Linked DNA regions of Homo sapiens: all the other regions are linked to region 4. A link is a contact called in ENCODE Hi-C or POLR2A ChIA-PET data. All regions are on one chromosome and are shown on one strand. The core of a region is the stretch at or near the end of the contact, and the rest is flanking DNA. Distances in the headings are between cores, read along the strand shown.

Region 1 (5,357 bases), core at 2,308-4,807, 440 kb after region 4:
CAGGATTTGGGGCCCATAAATATTGAGCATACTAACTTTGTTGTTGTGGTGGTGGTTGTTGAGACAGGGTCTCACTCTGTCACCCAGGCTGAAGTGCAGTGGCGTGATCCCAGCTCACTGCAACCTCCCCCTCCCAGTTCAAGAGATTCTCCAACCTCAGCCTGCCCAGCAGATGGGACTACAGGTGCGCTTCACCAGGCCTGGCTAATTTTTGTACTTTTTGGTAGGGACAGATTTCACCGTGTGGGCCAGGCTGGTCTCGAGTTCCTGACTGCAGATGATCTATCCGCCTTGCCCTCCCAAAGTGCTAACTTTGACTGTCACTTGATAACTCCCTGCACAGACAGTATTTCCTAATGTTTCTCCAGGTAGTTGAAGGAACATCAGGCTGGGGATTGGAAGGCCTGTATTCTAGGCTCTAGCACCATTGCTTGTGTGACCTTGGGCACCACACTTTACTTCCCACTTTCAGGGGAAATGTGAGGCTTTATGCCCAATGACCTCTGGGTTTTCTTACTGCTGTGACATTGGGAATGGCTTCATACCCCATCAGTTACCAAGATGAAGTGAAACAGGTCAACCAGTTGGGAAACCAGTGGAAATGGCTGGGCTAGCTCAGAAAGGCCCCTGGGCAAGTATCTGGGAGGTGAAAATAACGACCCATCAAATGAAGAGAGATCATGGTAGTGTTTTGAGAACTACTCACATTAATGATCAATTGCTAATTCACTATGCCACTTGATCATATAGTAGGAACATTAAGAAGTTTGAGGACATGTCCTGATTTAGATATCTCTCTACCACCCCTCCCAATATAAAACGAAGTTTCTGTTTCCAGGCCACAAGCTCTGCACCCCTCTACAGCAGGCAGGCCAACGTGAATAGTTATGCAGTTATGTGCTGCACAAAAGTGCCCAGTAAGGCCGATATCGAAATCAGTACTGGGCTAAAGATTATCTAACCTTAGAGAGGTGTCTAGGTTTGACTATTGGCGTGGAGAGAAAATGAGGCAGCTGTGGAGCAATGGTTAAAACCATGGGTTCTAGAAAAAGCTGAAATCAAATCATTCTACTAGCTTATGTGACCTAGCATAAGCTATTCAGATTTGTTTCCCCAGCTAATAGTAACAATTCATGGGTTGATAGGAGAAATAATATACTAGTGTTTAGTATGGTACCTGGTAGGTGATCAATAAAACATTAGCTATTACTGTATGTTAGGGATGAAGAGGGCTTACTCATTCAGTTTTCCTCTCGGAGTTTTAACCAATAAGACACTGAAGTCAGACTTTTAAAAATATATACAACAGAGGCGCTGCTGCACCCTCACTCTATAGGATGTCCTGGTGCCTTCCTCCTTATCCACGCTGGAGTCCTTTGTGTAGGGAGAAGGCTGGCTCCTAGGTCACTGCCTTCTTGGAGATTTAGAGAACCCAAAAGCATGTGACCATTGCAGTACAACTGTCCCATCATGGTTCATGTGGTCCAGTGGGTTTGAGGCTCTTGTGGATCCACCACCAGTCAGATAGGACTGTCTTCCCCATGGGAAGTGTCCTGGTCCCAAACCCCCAGTGTTTCCCTGACAAGATGAGAGATTTGACAGAAGTTTTTCTTTTAGGAGACCTGATGGGAATATGGGCAGGATGGAGAGGGCTTTACTACTCCTCCTAGGTAGAGGTCCTGTGTCTTCCTCAGAGGCCACTCCTCTCTGCACATGGCTGTGTAACAGGAATAATGCAGGCCTTTCTGATCACATCTGCCCTCCTGTAGGTTGACACTGAGGTGGACATTCACAGGACTATACCCAGTCAAATTGAATGCCATTATCTGGGAAAAACTTTCAACTTCTTCAACCTCCTGAGTTATTCACTTTTGTCCAGGTGGGATTTACTTCTCTCTGTGCTTCAAGCAGCTCTGAAACTTTTTCAGAGAGAAAAGTCAAGTATGGAAACCTGGTCAGCAGAGACCCTTTATTGTCGGTGCAGAAATGTGGTTCTGGGTGGGGAAGTGCTCTGCAATGCACGGAGCTCCTTACCAGCATTTAGGCTTAATAGGGCAGTGGAAACATGAACCAGGATTGAGTATCTACAGAAGCAAGGCATTTTTAGTTTGTTTTGCTCTGAGTGAGGCCTAGAGGCACAGGGCAGTGAGCAAGAGTCTCCTTAGTAGCTAGCGCCCCAGGGGGCCAACAGGGTTATGTGTCAAGCATACACTGGGTGGGACTGGGAGACTCTGGCAGAGTGACTCAGGCTTTTTGCCTGTAGAAATCCTGCCTACACTTTAGGGTTCGGTTGAAATGCTACCTCTTTATGGATCTGCCCTTGATTTCCTCCTGGCTATTTCTGAGCTTTCCTTTTTCTGAACTCCCTAGTACCTTGCTGGTTTCACTCATGTCCCTTGTATTACAGCTGCCTGTGTAACCGTGTGATCAGAGGCATCATGGGAGAGAGAGCCTAACTTGGGTTTGAGTCAGATTCAGTTACATGTTAACTATGTGACATTGGGCACATCACCTAACCTTTCTGAGCCTTAAGTCCTTCATTTGTAAAATAAGAATAATATTCACTTTACCAAGCTGTTTGAAAGATTGAATGTAGGGTATGTACAAAACTTGATATATACTATGCATTTAATAAATTGTCATTTATTGCAGACTGTAAGCTCTTAAAAAATAGAATCTTATTCATCTTTTTTTTTTTTTATCTCCAGCACCTGGCACAGTGCCTGGGACATAATTAGGCACTCAGTAAATGTTTATTTGAGTCAAGTAATGAATTACTTTTAAAAAGATATTTCTCAAAATTTCTTATGTCCTGTTTAGTGTTTCCTAAAAAACTTTAGCCCCTGGGTTTTGACTTCTGTAGTCTCTTAATGAAAGAGCTAAAGAAGACATTCAACATGTGAAAGGGGGACAGACTGCCCCAAGAGCTCCTTGGAAATCTTCATGTTATTTCCTGCTTACATCTGATTGATGATTTCAGGACAGGATGGCTTAGAACATCCATCAATTTTTTTTTCCTTCCAGATTCTTAGAATTTGCACCAGGTATACCCCAGAACAAGACACCATGACTTTCTCAGACGGCCTTACCCTAAATCGAACTCAGATGCACAATGCTGGATTTGGTCCTCTGACTGACCTTGTGTTCACCTTTGCCAACCAGCTCCTGCCTTTGGAAATGGATGACACAGAAACAGGCCTTCTCAGTGCCATCTGCTTAATCTGTGGAGGTACCAACTATGTAGAAAAGCCTCATGAAATTCCATGAAGAACAGTTTATACTTGTAATTTGTGAAAAATTCCTCATTTCCCTTTTGGAGTTGTTTTACATGGGAAAACATGTGAATAAAGCCAGGCATACATGCCTGGTTTCATTGTATTTTTCCATGTTGTTACAAATTAACTAATGGTATTTGGGATCCTTCTGCTCAGAAAGAAATCCCAAAAAGCTATTACTCCAATTGCCACAGATTTTTTTTCTTAAAGGCAGGATCACACTATTATAAAATGAATTGTCTGGGGACATTTGAATGATGACAAGGGACTTGTATGTGCTGTTTGTTATCTAGTGGGTAGGCATACAAGTATTTGGCTGGGCCCTCCCACCAACCCTTGCAGGACTGGGATAAAATTTAGCTTTCTTCTTTGTAGTGACCCCTACTGGCCTATAGGAGGCTGAATCGTAAGTGGTTAAAAAGTAATGGTTTTAATTAAGGAGCAGATTTATTTTATGCTAAAATAACCATCCTGCTCAAGATTTGTTTTAATTCAGTTTGGTAGTGACACCTTCTGGTCAAAGGAGGTAATTCTTTCCCTGGGACAAAAGCAACCAGGCATCAAAATGTTTATACTACCAAGGGGGGGCAGTTTTTTTTTGTTTTTCAAGTATCACTGCTTAAAGCAACTGCATAAGTCTGCAAATTTGTGTATGTAATTGAATTACCAAATTAATGAACTCATAACAGTAGGAATAAGGAAACAAGGAAGAGGGGAAAAGGGCATAAATCCTGATTTTGTTTAATACTTTATTCCTGGTATCCAGACCGCCAGGACCTTGAGGAACCGACAAAAGTAGATAAGCTACAAGAACCATTGCTGGAAGCACTAAAAATTTATATCAGAAAAAGACGACCCAGCAAGCCTCACATGTTTCCAAAGATCTTAATGAAAATCACAGATCTCCGTAGCATCAGTGCTAAAGGTATGTCTTCGTGCTCTCAGTACTGTAGTCACACAGTGGACTTGAGGGCCTTACCAGGTTGTGTTGCTTTATTCAATTCAGGATGTTTAATGGCTGCTTTTAAAGTCTTGGAACTCATTTCTCATTGAAATCAAAAGGAAATACTATCCCTCCCCCCTCTAAAAAAAAAAAAAAAACACCTCAAATCTTACCCTATTCAATTATCTTAACGATTGAGAGCTTTAAAATTCATGACTGATTAGAAAAACATTGTTTTCAAGAGAATGTACTAAAACAGGCTAATTCTCTAGGTTCATACATTTAATTCCAGCTTTCTACACATCTCTGGTTTATGTTACCTTGACTCCAGTTTTTCTTGAATATCTAAACCTTTGTTAAGTTTCTCTCAATCACTTTAGCCATTGCTCTTTTGTATATAGGCAGATTTTCTTCTGCACACTTCTAAGCAAAGGAATTCTTGCCTAAGAGGTATATTCTTTGCCTAGTGATTTTCTGTTTATGTAGCAACTCAAGCAATTAATAGAGGTGCCTAGATCCATATCACAGTTGAGTGTTTAACAGTAAGGTTTTTCTATGTAGAGAGACAACTCAGCAGCTATCCCTGGTACCAAATGGGCTATTGTCATTCTCCTTTCCCCATCAGACTACTTACTCTGTCTCTGAAGATGTTTGCTAGCCAAGGAATAAACTCTGTATTTCAGAAAGTGCTTAAAAGCACAGGGAACTTGTTTGACAAGCAGTCTTAACTCGAGCTCCTTCTAAGAGGTCTCCTAGATGAGCATTCTGAATTCATCCTTGCATGGAATTAAGAGTAGAAGTAAACAGCAGATACCAGTGTGGTTGTGAATACGGTATCTTTGATTTTTAAAAATGAGGCTGTTTAACATAATACTATCATTCTGTATAGATGACTAGACTAGTGATATCTAATAGAATTTACTGCAATTACAGAAATAATCTGTACTGTCCAGTTCAGTAGCCACCAGACACAAGAGGTTCTCGAGCACTTGAAGTGTGGCTTATGCAACTGAGGCACTGTTTTTCTCATTTTATTTAACAAATTTAAATTTAGCTACCTAGTGGGTATTGTACTGGACAGAGTGCTGCTAAATCTAGTTGTCAATAGTCACTGCACATCGTGAACTCCTCTGTTTGTG
Region 2 (5,404 bases), core at 940-3,439, 270 kb after region 4:
CTAAGGACCTTAAATAAGCATTTGGAGCCATAAGCCTCATGGACCAAGTAGAAATTGGCACATAATGTAGTGCTTTGTGTATCTTTACAACTACCTTAATGACAGTGTGTTAAATGTTTTGTAAATTCCTCTGTGTTCTCTTGCTTAAAATGTGTGTTTTCTTTGTAGTTAAAGGGTTTCTTACAATAAGTCTCTGTTACAAAATGATGGCCATATAAAAGAGAGAAGAGAGGCGCAAAAATAACAAACACAGATTCAGCAAAAATCTCACCCCTTTATTGCCCTGAACTTTTCAATAGCAAGAACTGAGCTTGCTGGGCTGAAAATTGTTTTAATGTACCTTCATAAAAGGATCTTTGACTTGGTAAGTGTGTGCGATGCATACTTTTCATGTTACACCACAAGTGCCACTTAGCAACTCCACTAGACAGGGCAGTGTTTCAGCATGGGGTGGGGTGCCCCCTGACAGGCTTTTAAAAGGCCCGGATGCCAATGCACATTCCAACACTATCCACAAAAAGGAGACTGGAGCAGTGCTCTTCCCTGCATTGGGCAAGGAGACTCTCCCTCCCTGCCTAACCACTTGCCTGCCCTGTTTTGTGGGAGAATTACAAGTAAATGCTACAGAGGCAGTGGAGAAAAAAGGGTGTTTTAATTCCTCTCCAGAGTTTCCTTTATTTGATGTATGTTGCATCCTTTAAACAAGTTGTGCAAAATGGCTGCAGGGTAGATTGGCTCTCCCTTTTAAAGCTCTCCATCCGGCTGGGTTTATTTGTAAATACTGCATCTATCCTTCTTAGTGTTTTAGGACTGGCTGGAAAGACTCTTCTTCCTGTAGGTTGGGTCAGTGTGAGAGATCTAAAAAATCATTTTCCCTTAAAATTACTGTATTTTAATAAAAGGATTGGGCAGGGGCTGGAATGAGAGAAAACTGGTCCTTCAAAATGTAAAACTGTCATACTTAAACCAGTTTACAAAATATGCGTTTAATTATGTGGTGGGATGTGTGTAGGTGTATGATGAGAGAGGCAACCAACATGGCTATTTGGGGTGCAAGGATGTGGGAACAGGCAAGTAATTTTCACATTGGACTTTCATCCTAGGGAGCTGGGTTCTAGTCACAGCTCTGAGCTGTGTGACCTTGGGTAGGTCTCATCTCCCCGGGGTTTTGTTTCACCAGTTGAACAGTATGAGGATGAGTCACAGCTAACATTTGTTCCATGATATTTACCCAGCACCATACAAGTGTTATTTCTGTCCTCCCAGTTAACACTGACGTGGGTAGTATTATATGCCCATTTTACAGATGAGGAAACTGAAGCCTGAAGAAGTTAAATACTTATCCCAGAACACACAGCTGGTAAGTGGCAGACCTGGAATTGGAATCTAGTTCAGTTTGATTCCCCAACCCATGCTCTTGACCACTATACTGTTTTTTCAAGTCCAGATCTGAAATCTCATTTTCTGTGTGGCTGTGTGTTTGGGACAGGGGTAACCAATTCCTGACTACTCTATATGCTGCATAGAACCTGGAGAGGATTTTTCAAAGTAAATGAATCTCGAAAGCTGGATTGCAGAGCAAACGAGTGCAGTCAATTCAGCCAGGGGCTTGCAAGAGGGAGAAAGAGAAAAAGACTGTGGAATGGAAAGTTTCCCAACCCAAGCCTTTCCCAAGGGGTAGCCATTCTCTGTTCTACAGTTTAGGGCTTGCATGTGCTTTTTCTGGAGTGGAAAAATACATAAGTTATAAGGAATTTAACAGACAGAAAGGCGCACAGAGGAATTTAAAGTGTGGGCTGGGGGGCGAGGCGGTGGGCGGGAGGCGAGCGGGCGCAGGCGGAACACCGTTTTCCAAGCTAAGCCGCCGCAAATAAAAAGGCGTAAAGGGAGAGAAGTTGGTGCTCAACGTGAGCCAGGAGCAGCGTCCCGGCTCCTCCCCTGCTCATTTTAAAAGCACTTCTTGTATTGTTTTTAAGGTGAGAAATAGGAAAGAAAACGCCGGCTTGTGCGCTCGCTGCCTGCCTCTCTGGCTGTCTGCTTTTGCAGGGCTGCTGGGAGTTTTTAAGCTCTGTGAGAATCCTGGGAGTTGGTGATGTCAGACTAGTTGGGTCATTTGAAGGTTAGCAGCCCGGGTAGGGTTCACCGAAAGTTCACTCGCATATATTAGGCAATTCAATCTTTCATTCTGTGTGACAGAAGTAGTAGGAAGTGAGCTGTTCAGAGGCAGGAGGGTCTATTCTTTGCCAAAGGGGGGACCAGAATTCCCCCATGCGAGCTGTTTGAGGACTGGGATGCCGAGAACGCGAGCGATCCGAGCAGGGTTTGTCTGGGCACCGTCGGGGTAGGATCCGGAACGCATTCGGAAGGCTTTTTGCAAGCATTTACTTGGAAGGAGAACTTGGGATCTTTCTGGGAACCCCCCGCCCCGGCTGGATTGGCCGAGCAAGCCTGGAAAATGGTAAATGATCATTTGGATCAATTACAGGCTTTTAGCTGGCTTGTCTGTCATAATTCATGATTCGGGGCTGGGAAAAAGACCAACAGCCTACGTGCCAAAAAAGGGGCAGAGTTTGATGGAGTTGGGTGGACTTTTCTATGCCATTTGCCTCCACACCTAGAGGATAAGCACTTTTGCAGACATTCAGTGCAAGGGAGATCATGTTTGACTGTATGGATGTTCTGTCAGTGAGTCCTGGGCAAATCCTGGATTTCTACACTGCGAGTCCGTCTTCCTGCATGCTCCAGGAGAAAGCTCTCAAAGCATGCTTCAGTGGATTGACCCAAACCGAATGGCAGCATCGGCACACTGCTCAATGTAGGTTTATTTTTTTCCCTTCTTCTACCAAGAAAAAAAAAATTGTCTCTCTTGCATGCAATAAAGACGTTGGAAATAAACTGCATTGGTAGCAAGACAAAGGATTTAATGATTTAATGCTGAAGGGGTGTGATATGCTGGCATGCATATTGATTCCCTTTGCTGAAAATTTCCTGTTAGATGTTTTCTTCCCAAATAACCCCTCCCGCCCCCATGCTCCTCTCCTTACCAACCTTATAGTCTCTTGAAAACAGTTTTTAAAATATGCATAAAAATGTGGGGGGTGGGGAGTAGAGGGTGACCACAAGACTTTAAAACATTCTTCAAGTAGGGCAATTTGACACATTTTGCAGTTTTTACTAAAATGTATGCAGAGTGGAATTTAACTTTGCTGTTCTTTGGATTAGCTACTAGTTGTATAGGTCCCCCCACCCCTTGTGTATTCCAACAGTCCAAAGTAATTAAAATATGACATTTTCCTTGAAAGGAATTTAGTTTAATTAAGGTGGCTGCTGCTCCCGAAGTTCATAAACCACCAGTTCAAGCTGCCGCTTCCAATGTTTTCCTTGCTAAGGAAAGGCAATATTTCTTAGCATTGACCCTGCTGCCACCTTTCCAAGTCACTTTGTTGGTCTAAGAAGTTGCTGTTTTGCTAGAAAACTACTGGCAATGAACACCCCTTGGACTGAGCCATCCATTATTTCCATATCTTGCAGTTCAGCCCGGAACGTGGACATCAGTTAAAGGAAAGGAAATATAAGTGGGGTAGCCCAATTTAAAAAAAAAATATTGACTATTTTGTTATCTGATGCTGACACAGTGCCGAGGTACGCACCTGGTCAACAGTAGCCTGGCTGCAGGCTTGAGAAATGATCAGGAGTCCCAGAAAATCCCACCTTCGGGTGGCTGTAGTGGGAGCCTGCAGGATGCTTCGCCGCCCTGACAGTGATTTAGATAAATGGCTCAGCTATCTATCAAAATGTTTTTAGTACTTTATTTGACAATTCATTGGAGCATTAGCCTGAAAATGACATTTTAAATCTTTGTTTTCAAAGAGGTCAAAGTTTAACTGGAAGAAATTGAGTTTTCCTAATAACATGGTGGCTTATCTAAAGAGAGAAGAAAAAGGGGAGAGGGGACAATGACAGGATTTAAATTGCCCTCTCTGAAACTTTTTCTTAAGAATAAAGACTTGCTTCTTGGGCCGGGAAATCAACAGGTTTGTAGCTGAAAAATCAATAACCATTTGATGCCAACAGCCTGGCTGTCTGACTTAACATTTTGTAGAGCCATAAGCAGGGCAAAAAGAATATCGTTTTCAGAAGGCGCCTTAATCTTCAGCTGCTCCCCAAATGCCTTTTCTTTTTTGGTGCCCATTTTATTTCTGGAGAACTCAAAGAAACTGGAGTGTTACAAAATAATTTTCTAATCCAAGAAGAGACTTTTCAGACCTGTCCTCTTTGTAGCAATTAAAACAGTATGAACAATTTCTGTTGGAATCCCAGGGAACTGGGGCTCTCTGAAACTTTTTCTTGTTAGAGAAAGTGGTAATGAAACATGTTTTTTAACAGAAGGAAAAAATATGCTCAGGATCCTCGCCAAAAGTTATTAGACCTAATAGAGTTTTTACATGTAGACATTCTTCCTTTTGTAATTAACCTTCCAAAGATGCCTATTAAGTTGTAAGAGTAGGGGGAAAAGCTTTGTTTGTTCTTGGACAAGTTAAACAAGGGATTTGCTTTATCTAGGGAGAGCGAGCGGTGAATGTGTCATTCGCCTAAAACTACCCGATAAGCAAGAAGTGTTGATAACAGCAAAGTTTAGCTAATCAAAGAAACTTGCATTAGACAAAGTAAATAAAGGCATTTGACAAAGGGATTTCAGAAATTCCAGTGTCTTATTTTTGTAAGCAGGGCAATTAGTTCTTATTGTGGTCAGTTTCACAAGAGTTTGAATCCCACACCCCAACTTTAGGTTAAATGAATAAAATGTAAATATTGCTTGTGCCCTTGCAGAGTTGCTTTACCCTCATAAACCACTTTATGATGGTCAGTTGTTCCAACGATTTTTTTTTTTTTTTAGCATAAATAAAACTAAAACTTTTTTTTTTTTTTTTTTTTAGAGATTCTAACAAATGTCTTGTGCCATGCAGTGTTTGGTTCAGGGTGGTACAGCTAGTTAGGGCTATTGAAATAAAAGTATATTAGGGCTACATTTGTGTAAGTAAGAACATAACCACAACCTTTTCCATTTTACTTAATGGCTATTTTGACGAGAAGCAGATCTGTTTTTGCTTTTAACACAGAGGAAACAGTGGGCAAAGAAGAAAAAGTACTAAATTCCAACCAAAACTATTTTCTGCTTTGAGTTTTTTTTATGGTGTGTGTGTGTATGCATAGTAAATAAAGTAAGACCTTTGAACATGGAGCACACCATCACAAGCTCACTTTGAAAGGTGTTAAAATATTCCCTTTATTTTCTTTTTAATTTTAAAGGCAGAAAAATGATATGCCAGCCAGCTGCCATTTGTAGTAGTGTCTGTGAATTGCTTCTTATAAGCATTCAAAGTCAGGATTAGGGGACTACTAA
Region 3 (5,489 bases), core at 1,196-3,695, 420 kb after region 4:
AGTGGTTTTTGCATGTATTATGTTCACTGATGTATATTTCTAACTTGTGGCATGTAATAGACACTCAGTAGATATTTGATGAATTAATACAACTAGAATGTTGTTCTGGCCTCTTTAAAAAGCTTAGGTTGCTCACCTACAATGCTATGGTAAACATACTTTAAAAACAAAATCCAAATATTGTAGCACTTGCTGGCTTGGTGAATGGTGTTCTAGAAAAATGATAGCATGGGAGGTCCTGAAGATCAAAAGACAAAATAGTGATACCAGAAAGAAAAAAAAAAAACAGTGAGCGGCGGGGCTTTGGAGCAGTTCTTGGTGAGCATGGGGTGTAGTGCGCTAGGATGTTGGTGGTATCTGTAACACAATAATGGTGACCAGGAGCAGGCCCAGAGGGGCGCCCATGGAATCTGGGGCCAGCACAAACCTAGGTGGCTTCTCAGATGAAAATGAGACTACACAGTTGGGTGGCACCAGCTTCTGAAGGGCTGGCACCCACCTTAAACAGACAAGTCTCCTGGCTGAGCTCAGAGACTTTGGCTCACCTGGAAGCAGAGGTAGAACCTTGAGCAGTACTTTTCAAAACTCAGCGTGCATCTGAAGCACCTGGTGAACTCGTTACAGTGCAGGTTCTGGTGCAGCAGGCATGGCCTAGGGGCATTTCTAACAAGCTGCCAGGCTGCTTATGCTGCTGGTCTGCAGACCAGACTCTGAAGAGCAAATGAGCCGGGCTTTGAGAAGCAACACCCAGGGTGGCACTCTGGGGTCCACCTCGCCCATTGGTGTCAGCCAGGAGAAACACTGGCATGTCTGCCAGGCCGAGGGAGAGTCTCGGCTTAACCTCAACCAGTCTTCACTGAGTTTGGGGAACACTGTCCCATCCCAGAGCAGGGACACAGGCCAGGACAAGACTGGACACTGTAAGGGAGCTTTCATTTTCACCTGGGAGAGAAAGTGGAATGTGACCCCATGTATCCAGAACAGAGGCCTGGAACCACACGAATGTACTTCAAGTCCTACTCAGCCACCATCAGCCCCATGACGGTGAACAAATTACCTAACGTCTCTCAGCCTCAGTTTTCCCATCTCTAAATGGGAATAATGTGAAATAGTTGGGAGGATGAAATGAGACAATTTATGAAAAGCTGCTGTGATGGAACCCAAAAATATCTACCCAGCAGTGGAGTGGCAGAAACATCATCCAGACACGTACCTTCTACTGGATACTAACTGACCCTCCAGAGACCTGGCCCCCATGCTGGGTGCATCTGACAATACAGAAAAGTAACATGATGAATAACCAATACCTGAAAGTATGCCATTTATTTCTTTTAGAAATACTTACTAATTGCCAACCATTCAGTGGCATTTCAGGCCCTGTATTGAGCTGTGTATCAAGGTGAGGGCGTCTTGACCTAAGAAATGAGGGAACTCAGGCTGGCACAGTGGGAAGGGGCGAAAAGAGAAGATGAGAGAAAACAGGTGCTGTGCAATGGTGGACTGTGTTGAGTTGAGAGCAAGTGGGAAGTGAGAATGGGAAAAGCCTGGCGGAGTCTTGAGTGCCACTTGAGGAGTCTGTAAATAATGAACAGTAATTGATGGTTGTGGTCAAAAATCTTTATTATTATCATTGTAATCATTATTACATCTCATATTTATTGAGCATTTACTATGTACTAGGGACCATGCTAAGTACTATAAGTATACTAATTCTTTTATTCCTTATGAGGACTCTGTGATTTGGGTTTCGTTGCCCTCATATTACAGATGCAAAAGCCAGGTACAGAAAGGCTCGATAACTTTCCCCTTGTCTCTTAGTCAACAAGTGGTCAGAGGTGAGACTTGAACCTAAACAGTCTGACTCCAGGGCAGCTCTTTTAACCAGTATACTATACACAGAATCCCTTGAGAGGGTTGCCAAAAAGGGAGAATGGAAGCTGGGGCCATTGGCGGCATCTAGCTAGGAGGAGAGAGCTGTGACCCAGGAATAAATCAATCTTGTAGCTCCAAGAAAGTCAGAGGAAAAGAGATGAGAGTGGGGAGGTCTTCCTGAAAGAGGAGACTTTTGATCCAGGTCATGAGGTGAGCGACTTTATATGGCAATACCTAGGGCCAGTAACTGCTACATCAGGGTCCCCCTCCGCCTCCTCCAGGTGGTATCTTAGCATAGCCAAGTCAATCCCCAGACCCTGACTCACCTAGTAATCAGGTGAAACAGCTCCCACTCTAACCTGGAGGAGGGCAGGACAAACACAACGTACAGCATTTGCCGCTCCTGGAACATGCGCCCTGGTGTGACCGGGATTCCTACAGGATGGCTCACATGTGAGGCATTGCCACTCCTGCGAGCGGTCCCTCACCACTGATGAGCAGAACGTGGAGAGATAAACCCCCCCAGCTTCCTTATTCGTTGGGCAGGATACTCTTAGGTATCCTCTAAACCACGTCCCAGAGTTTCCCAACTAGATCGAGCTCTGACTGCCCACAGTGATGATCTCCGCTGGCCGCCTTCCTTCCCTGCCCACTCTGTTCTTCCAGTGCTTCCTGGGATCTCCTCCCACATAAACTATCGTGCATTCCAATTCTAGTCTCAGCCTCGGCTTCTGGCCTAAGAGAGAGAGGCTTCCCTGCAGGCCTCCAGGGCCCTTTCCTATCCACCCCAATATGGGGGTGAGTCACCCCCAGTCCTCAACTGGGGCCCACCCTCCTAAACACATTGTGGAGACTTCTTGTACCTCCCAGTCAGGCAGAAAAACAGAAACACGATTTTATCTCTAGAGCGTGGCCCTTCACTACTGGGCATCCTTCCGGAGGCCTGCTGCCCACCGCGGGGTGGAGGGCGCTCTGAGCCAGTCTCGCAGCTGACCGTGCTCTTCATTTGTACTATCTCTCCCCAGATCTAGCTGTGTTTTTATTGTGAGCCACTTAAAATCCTTTCTGGAAGTCGGTGGTATAAATAAATAACAGCAGCCATAACACATTCTCTGCAAGCTCTTAGTTCGGAGTTGAGCATTTTTAAAAAGAGCTTTTTTTAGACAGGCAGTTGCTTCCACGGCAGGAAACTTCCTGTCATCTTCACCAGAGTGGCATCCCTGTCAGATGCCTTTGGAATTAGTGGGCAGAGAGGAATAAGAAAGGCAGCCAACTGCGCATCTACAGATCTTTGAAAGAGTAGTTCCTTTTTCTTCCCTAATTAGGGTGGATTTGGGACAAATGGTTGGGTCCCCGGAGACCGCAGGAATGGCTGGAAGAGGCAGAAACATATCCCCACCACCCCCACCTCAGGCCAGGGCAGGGCACTCACCCACAATCTTCAGAGCTAGTATCCCTGGGAAGGTTTCTACCCAATGACCCTCCGCCGCCATAAAAGGAGAGAGGGTGGATTCCCTGTGGAAAGGTGGAAAGCAGGAGAGAAGCTATTTATAGATGAGCTTTCCAAAATAGAATCAGGACTGAACCAGAGGTAACATCCTCGCTCTGAGGACGTGTTCTCCGCTTCCTTAGGGTGAACCCTAGTGAGTATCATTTGGGCTTTAGGGCCTCATAAATTCAAGCTCAACTCTTATCCCTGCTACTTAGGAGTCATGTGACTTTGGAAAGTTACATCATCATTTGCACCTCAGCTCCTTCATCTGTATAATGGGAGTTTTAAAAACATCCACCTCCTGCCTGGAGGGTTCCATGAGAAAAATATATGGAGCGCCTTGCACAGTTTCCGGCACAGAGGAGTCGTGCCGAATGTGCAGCTCTCCTCCTCTCCACCCCATCATAAATGTCTTGTCATTTTTTCGAGCCACATGCCCAGGTTCTGTAAACTAGCGTGGGTGTGACAGTGGGACAGATTTCCAGGTGGTGTAGCCCCCACCCCCAGCTCGTGCTGTCTGCTCCGGGCCGCCTCTGCTCCCGGCCTCCCACTGCTCTGCCGTGTGCGGGCCGCTCATCACCAGGTGGGGCCTGGCGGGAGGTAAGCTGTCCTCCGAGGGGCTTGTGAATATGAACTATGAAGATTTAAGAAGCCCTTAACCTGCTCAGAAAAATGACCACAAACAGAATTATTAACCACGAAAGACTTTCCAGGAGACATACCATAGAAAAGGAAGGCTGTTTTGAGCACTTGTCATGGGTGGACTCGGTGCGCTTTTTGGAAACTAACATTTGCCATCAACCAGAGGAGCAGAACCTGGAACTCGGGGAGCTCGGGCTGCCAGGAGAGATGCATCAGGAGGGATAGAAGGTCAGTGGGGGCCACGAAACCCGAGTTCCAGTCCCCACTGTCACCTCACAGCTGTCTGACTTTGAGCCAGTTGTTAACTTAGTGAGCCTCAGTTTCTTGCTAGTAAACACACCTGTGCTGCCAGTATCACCCAGCAGCGGTCCCCAACCTTCTTGGCACCAGGGACCAGTTTCATGGAAGAGAATTTTTCCATAGATGCTGGGCTTGGGGATAGTTTCAGGATGAAACTCATGAAGGACAACTTAGATCCCTCGCATGCGCACTTTGCAGTAGGGTTCATGTTCCTATGAGAATGTAATGCCGCCGCTGATCTGAAGGAGGTGGAGTTCTGGCGATAACGCTCGCTCCTGGCCACTCACCTCCTGCCGTGCGGCCCAGTTCCTAGCAGGACACCGACCAGTACCCATCCACGACCCAGGGCTTGGGGACCCCTGACCTAGACCATTCTTTCATGTTGCAACAAACAATGACTGCATACCTACTGTGTTAGTTTCCTAGGGCTGCTGGAACAAAATAATACAAACTGGGTGGCTTGAGACAACATTATTTGATCGCATTTCTGGAAGCTAGAAGTCCAAAATCAAGGTGTGTGCATGGCCACGCTGTCTCTGACAGCTCTGGGAGAGAGCCCTTTCTTGCCTCTTGTAGCTTCTGGCGTGGAAGGCAGTGCTTGTAGTTGCATGACACCAATCCTCCGTCTTCTCATGGTCATCTTCTCCCTGTGTTTCTTCACATCGTCTTCTCTCTATGCATGTCAACCTCTGTCCAGATTTCCACATTTTTTTTTATAAGGGCACCAAGTCATACTGGATTAGGGCCCACCCTAATTACCTCATTTTAACTTGATTACCCCTATAAAGACACTATTTTCAAATAGCGTCACATTCTGACATACTCGGGCTAGGATTTCAACACATCTTTTTGAGGAACACAGTTTAACCCGTAACAAACAGTAACACCTAGTGAGTGCAGAACTGGAGTGCATGGATGTTACCTTTCCATGCTTGCCGCTCTCTGCAAAGTCTAGCTGGAGATCAAATTTTGTCACAAGTGTTGTGAGTATTTAGAAACCTCTGGCAGCACACATAAGTCCTGATCTTTTGAAGAAAAATGTTCTGTAGGCACTGTGCTAAGTACCCACATTCTTCCTCAGTGATGGAATAAGGGAAAGACGTTCCCAGCAAAAGCAATAGCATGAACACGGCACAGGGTTTCACAGGGATGGGGCTGGGTGGGAGGGAGGCAGAGCTAAGTT
Region 4 (5,362 bases), core at 246-2,745:
ACTGTCTTCCCTCACGGGTCTATCTCAGTGCTTTGGTCATAGAAGGGGCTCAGAATTGAATTGGAACTGAACAGAATTGAATAAACTATCCGTTTATGAAATAATTTGCTTTAGAGTTGCTAGAATTAAATGACTGCTCCAGTGGCAATATTACTCTAACTCACTAATATCATTTGATCCACTGAGGAGCTAGTTAATTAAGTAGGTGGATTAAAAATATAATCTGGAGGAAGAATGTTTTGGCTGGGACCCACACACTTTTTTTCAAAAAGCTTTATGATCTCTCAGCTACAATTCCTCTTGATTTTCACCCAAAACAGCAATAGGACTCTTTCCACATGACTGTTGATGGCTGGCTTAGGAACACAAGGCCATACACCTGTGTGCCAGATGTGCTCTGCAGCCTGTCTGCTACCCCAGCCCATCTGCAAAGCATACCCCATGCTGGCTCCTTTCTATAGGAAAGGGGGCATTGGTTCCCAGCCTTTTTACATGATAGCTTCCCTGGTGTTTGCCTGTTTTCCTTAACTTAAAACCCCCTCCATTGAATTTCAATGTATTGGGTGACCTTTGCCAACACAGGAGGCCTTAGTTCATTTGTTTATTGGTGAGTCTGCTTTTTCTCTGTGTGCTTGATTTTTTGCCTGGCAATTTTTCGACTTGTATCACCATTTGTGAGAGTGCTGTTTGGTCTTCTGTAGCCAAACCAGCCACATCAGCATCAATAGTAGTTAATAGATAATCAGATCCTCAGAATTTCCATGTGGTGCCGAAGAATGTCGTCTGATACTGAATGTAACTTTAGCAGGAATGAATGGGATTTGATAACGAATGGGTCTGTGTTGATGGACACTGGGGACAAGGTAGCTTTGTGATCTTCTTTGTTTCTGTAAGAATGCCTCTGCAACTGAATTCAGCCCATTTCTATGCCAATGTGCTAATAGTTGTGGAATCTCATTCATCTCAACAGAGGCCAGTTAGCCCTGGAATCCCATCTGTTTGAGTGGATGCAGTAAAATGTCATGGAAATGTGGCCATTCATTGACATCACTAGTGAATGCTTTCTTGCTATTAATTTCCCTTCATTTTAACTGACTCTAATCACACAAATTCTAGCCCCAACTGCAAAAAAAAAAAAAAAAAAAAAAAAAAAAAAAGGCAGTTAGACTTTTCACTTAATTTTTAATCCTAATTTTTAAAGTGCTTGTCCACAGAGAACAAAACAGTTATTTTAAAAATGTGCACAGAGTCTAAATGGAGATGCTCTCGTTCCTACAACACATTAAAAAAATGCTTCAGCCAGTATTTTTGAGTCCTTCTTGGCATAAGATGTCCAAGGCTGTATTTTGGCCCAGAGGAATTTTTAGGCTGATTATTTTTTTCCCTCCTGAAAGAGTTTAAGAAAGAGAAACAGGCTGAGTCTTAGCTAGAACAAGGCTAAAAGAGGTGCTGTCTCTAGCAGATTGCTCCAGTGACACAATAGTTAGGAATGTGGCAGGCCTTTCAGTTAAACTTCTGGCTAACTGGACAGCTGAAATATTGGAGCTAGGTCAGGCTAGAGATCGTAGCAGGCACTTGTAAAACCTCAGTCAGCGGAAATAATGACCACGTTCATACGTTTGTCATTTTCTTAATAAATCTCCTAAATTGATTTTTAAGTCAAGAAATTTGACTTCTAAAAAAGGATGTATGTATGTGTATGCATGTAAACATACATCTGATATAAATAAATGAATGGATAAGTAATACAGGAAACAATAAGGTATCTGTTCAAAACAAATATGGGAAAAAGTGTTTTGTTCTGTTTCCAGCTATGTGTGAATGTGAACTGGCTTAAACATGCTTAAACTTATCAGGTATTTTCATGGAGTCAACAATATTAACAAAATTAACAATGTTAACAATATTAACAATAATTAGTGCTTCCTTAGTGCGAGGCACAGTTCTGAGTGTGTGTGTTTGTGTGTGTGTGTGTGTGTGTGTGTGTGTGTATATATATGGTTTTTTTTGTTGTTGTTTTTGTTTTTTTTTGAGACAGTGTCTCATCCTGTCACCCAGGCTGGAATGCAGTAGTGCAATCTCAGCTCACTGCAACCTCAGCCTCCCAGGTGATTCTCCAGCCTCAGCCTCCAGAGTAACAGGACTACAGGCGTGAGCCACCAACACCCAGCTAATTTTTTATTTTTAGTAGAGATGAGGTTTCACCATGTTGACCAGGCTCGTCTCAAACTCCTGGCCTCAAGCGATCTGCCTGCCTCCGCCTCCCAAAGTGCTGGGATTACAGGTGGAAGCCACCATGCCCAGCCCTAAGTATCTATATTAACTCATTTGATCTTCTTCACAAATTTGTGTGCTAAGTCCTGTTATTTTCTCATTTTTTAAATCAGAAAGCTGAGACTCGAGATTTTACTCTTTGCCTCTAACAGAAGCTTGATTGCTATGGTTTGTTTCCTTGAATAAGACTCACCTCTTTATTTGCACGGTGTGAATTCACAAAGCAATGTGCTGACCAACTTTAAATCAACTGATGCAGCAGACTATTGTTTATCCAGAATGTCTGTAATTTAACACAGTTTGAATTAATAACTTTTCCAAAGTGTGGTTATCTTGACTTCAAAAGAATGCACGTGTATAAATAGCAATTTTCTCCATAATGTGATATTTGCACCAATGAAGTTAAACTACTTTAAACATAATTTCCGACCCAAACACATAAGCAGCAAAGAAACATTACTGCTCACGTATTACCAGCCAGCCTATCAAGATAATACTGCTCTGTTTCCTTACAAACTTTCCTTCCCATATCTTTATCCTGGGGACTGGCTACCATAATTTTACCTGAGAGATCACACCATCACCTTATATCATATAGAAAACCAAATCACCCTTCAATTATTAGAATGCTATAATTATTGAAATATTAATCACTTAGAAATATTATTTTTCAATAGTTCCATGGCTTGCATTCTTTGTTACAATTGCTTATAATCTCTCCCATAAATTCAAGTGAGTGCTGTTGGCTTTCAAGCTGATCCTTGAAGAAGCTGTAGACCTATTTCAGTGATGCTACTAATTATCAGATTGTCATTTGAATTCTTCTTGTTTTTTAATTGCCTTTGTAGCAAGTATTGGTTTTAGGGGGGAGGTGGTAACTCTTCTTCCTTAAGATATATTTGCTTTAAAAGAATAATTTCAGAAGAAAGTCTAGTCAATAGGGGCAGAGAAGATTTGGGAATCAAAAATTGAAGTACAAATATAAAGTCATGAAATTATTATCTTTATGTAATTAATGACTTTATTTGTCCAGTTATAACATAGATCTGCACATTTCAGCAACTAAATACAATAAAGATTTATTTCTCACTAATGTCATCATCCAGTGCAGGCACGTAGGAAGGCTGTGCTCCATACAACTATTCAGAGACCCAAACTGCTTCCCAGTAGAGGTTCTGAGGTTTTCTAGGTCCTCAGAGTTCTGTATTGAACCCTCTGCATTCAGTCAGCAATAGAGAGAAGAGAGAGCCTGAAAAATTCTGTAGGCGATTTGGGGGACTAGGCCTGGAAGTGGCAGACATCACATCACCCACGTTCTACAGGCCAGAGCTCGGTCTTATGCCCCCAGCTAGATGCAGAAGAAGTTGGGAAATACTGTTTGGCTGTGTAAGTGAAAAAAAAAGAAAATGATATTTGATGAGAATATAGTAATGTCTCTGCCACATTTCCTCTAGTGATGATTTCTCCCAAGAAAACTGTTCCAAATTGTCTTTTTTTTTTTTTTTTTTTTTTTTTTGAGATGGAGTTTTGCTTTTGTTGCCCAGGCTAGAGTGCAATGGCGCGATCTCGGCTCACCACAACCTCCACCTCCCCCTCCCCGGTTCAAGCAATTCTCCTGCCTCAGCCTCGTGAGTAGCTGGGATTACAAGTATGCACCACCACACCTGGCTAATTTTGTGTTTTTAGTAGAGACCGGGTTTCTCCATGTTGGTCAGGCTGGTCTCGAACTCCTGACCTCAGATGATCCACCCCCCCCGCTCCCCCTCAGCCTCCCAAAGTGCTGGGATTACAGGCGTGAGCCACCGTGCCCAACCCAAAAGTGTCTTGAGTAATAGCGTCATCTGAATAAGTTGTGAGCCACATACTATGACTGTCTGGAAGGAAAAGTGCCACTTGGAAATATATTCTGGTTGATTTCTTATATGATCGTACATTTTATCCATATTGCACACATGGCTTCATTCAGATGAATGAAGCAAAACAGCTGTATCCTCTTTGATCTCTTAGTCATCTTTTAGAGGTTTTTCTGACAACAAAAAGGGGGGCAGGTCTCAGAATGGGAGTGGAGGCCACACAGCCAAGCTGCCAGAGTTAGGGAGAAGAAGGCATTGGGATAACTTAAAATGTCATTTCCTAATGTGAGGAGGCCAAACTTCAGTATTCAAATGAGGTTAAACTTTTATTTTTCTTCTAGGTACTAACACCCCAAACACCCACAAAGAGAATAAGGGAGATAATTCAGACACATCTTTATTTTGGGGGAAGAGAAAACTACCCATTCTTTCTCCTCCCAACTCTCTTGAAAACCACAGGCTAATTAAGACAGCAAAGGAAATTCTTAAGTACAAAACGTTTAAAAAACAAAACACTGAGATTTGATATTTTTGTTTCAGCTTCTCTCTATAAACTCACACACTGGTGCAAGAACCCTGTCATTCTTTCCTGTAACTGTTTAACTGTCTCCATCATATCTATTTGAAATAGATGAAATAGCTCTATCATATATTATCTCTAGGCTCTGGTAATTTTCAGGACAGCTCTAAGGCTGCAGATAAATAAATGACCTTACATAATTTCCACATGGCAAAGTGGAGAAAGCGAAATAGCCAAATGAACATTTTAACATTTTAAAGACTTTTCTAGGAAATGTTGCACTTTCCCAATAAAATTACTGCACTCTTGCCTTACCTCTTGACATTACTTTGACCCCTGGCTTCTTCTAGAACCCACGTCTTTTATAGAACTGACATCATGTGGCTTTGTCCCTGCTGCAGCATTGCAGGGAGTTTTCATAGCCAGCAGTGAGCATCTTCAAGTTTCTCTCACTACCCAACACCACACATTGGATTTTCCACTATGTGTGAAAAACAACAACAACAAAAAACCTGGCTACTGAATCCAGGAGAAATAATTGGTCAGTATTTGTGGCTCATGCTCTTGATTAGGTCCTCTAAGGAGGCTCAGCATGGGTTGATGTATTAGGTTTTTATTGTTGTGATAACAAATTACTACAAGCTTAAAATAGAAATGTATTATCTTATAGCTCTGGAGGTCAGAAGTCCAAAATCAGCTTCCCTGAGCTAAAGTC

Evidence for each region. Hi-C counts contacts between places; a loop is a spot of excess contacts on that map. ChIA-PET counts read pairs that join two places held with the same protein, here RNA polymerase II (POLR2A). Pooled maps may share reads with other maps.
Region 1: a loop to region 4 is called in a map of heart right ventricle, with 5 times the contacts of the local background. The contact joins two enhancer-like sites. A Hi-C loop is called at or near these places in 10 of 168 maps with a recorded cell type or tissue (A673, Caco-2, aorta and 7 more) and 17 of 50 pooled maps.
Region 2: a map of ascending aorta shows a loop between it and region 4 (2.1-fold over the local background). The contact joins the promoter of RARB here to the enhancer-like site in region 4. A Hi-C loop is called at or near these places in 12 of 168 maps with a recorded cell type or tissue (Caco-2, Calu3, Right ventricle myocardium inferior and 9 more) and 16 of 50 pooled maps. POLR2A ChIA-PET finds 5 or more read pairs at or near these places in 2 of 52 experiments (OCI-LY7 and PC-9).
Region 3: a loop to region 4 is called in a map of chondrocyte, with 2.2 times the contacts of the local background. The contact joins two enhancer-like sites. A Hi-C loop is called at or near these places in 1 of 168 maps with a recorded cell type or tissue (chondrocyte) and 1 of 50 pooled maps.

The regions. Positions count from the first base shown.
Region 1 is chr3:25,590,479-25,595,835 of GRCh38, forward strand. It overlaps RARB (retinoic acid receptor beta), which reads left to right. Exons shown (of 8, transcript NM_000965.5): 6 at 3,025-3,229; 7 at 4,042-4,200. Among named protein-coding and RNA genes, the nearest start is that of TOP2B, 72 kb to the right of the region's middle. Within about 2 kb of position 3,558, at least 3 of the 41 ENCODE cell types and tissues checked have a DNase peak (open chromatin) inside an H3K27ac peak, as active enhancers do.
Region 2 is chr3:25,426,074-25,431,477 of GRCh38, forward strand. RARB (retinoic acid receptor beta) reads left to right here and starts at 2,190. Exons shown (of 8, transcript NM_000965.5): 1 at 2,190-2,815. The coding sequence starts at 2,659. RefSeq lists an enhancer at 1,251-2,088.
Region 3 is chr3:25,570,671-25,576,159 of GRCh38, forward strand. All of the region lies in intron 4 of RARB (retinoic acid receptor beta), which reads left to right. Among named protein-coding and RNA genes, the nearest start is that of TOP2B, 91 kb to the right of the region's middle. RefSeq lists enhancers at 2,259-2,787, 2,788-3,315. Within about 2 kb of position 2,446, at least 5 of the 41 ENCODE cell types and tissues checked have a DNase peak (open chromatin) inside an H3K27ac peak, as active enhancers do.
Region 4 is chr3:25,155,391-25,160,752 of GRCh38, forward strand. It overlaps a transcript of RARB not described here. Among named protein-coding and RNA genes, the nearest start is that of RARB-AS1, 230 kb to the right of the region's middle. RefSeq lists a silencer at 308-602. Within about 2 kb of position 1,496, at least 2 of the 41 ENCODE cell types and tissues checked have a DNase peak (open chromatin) inside an H3K27ac peak, as active enhancers do; they include ascending aorta and endothelial cell of umbilical vein, where a contact is called at or near this core.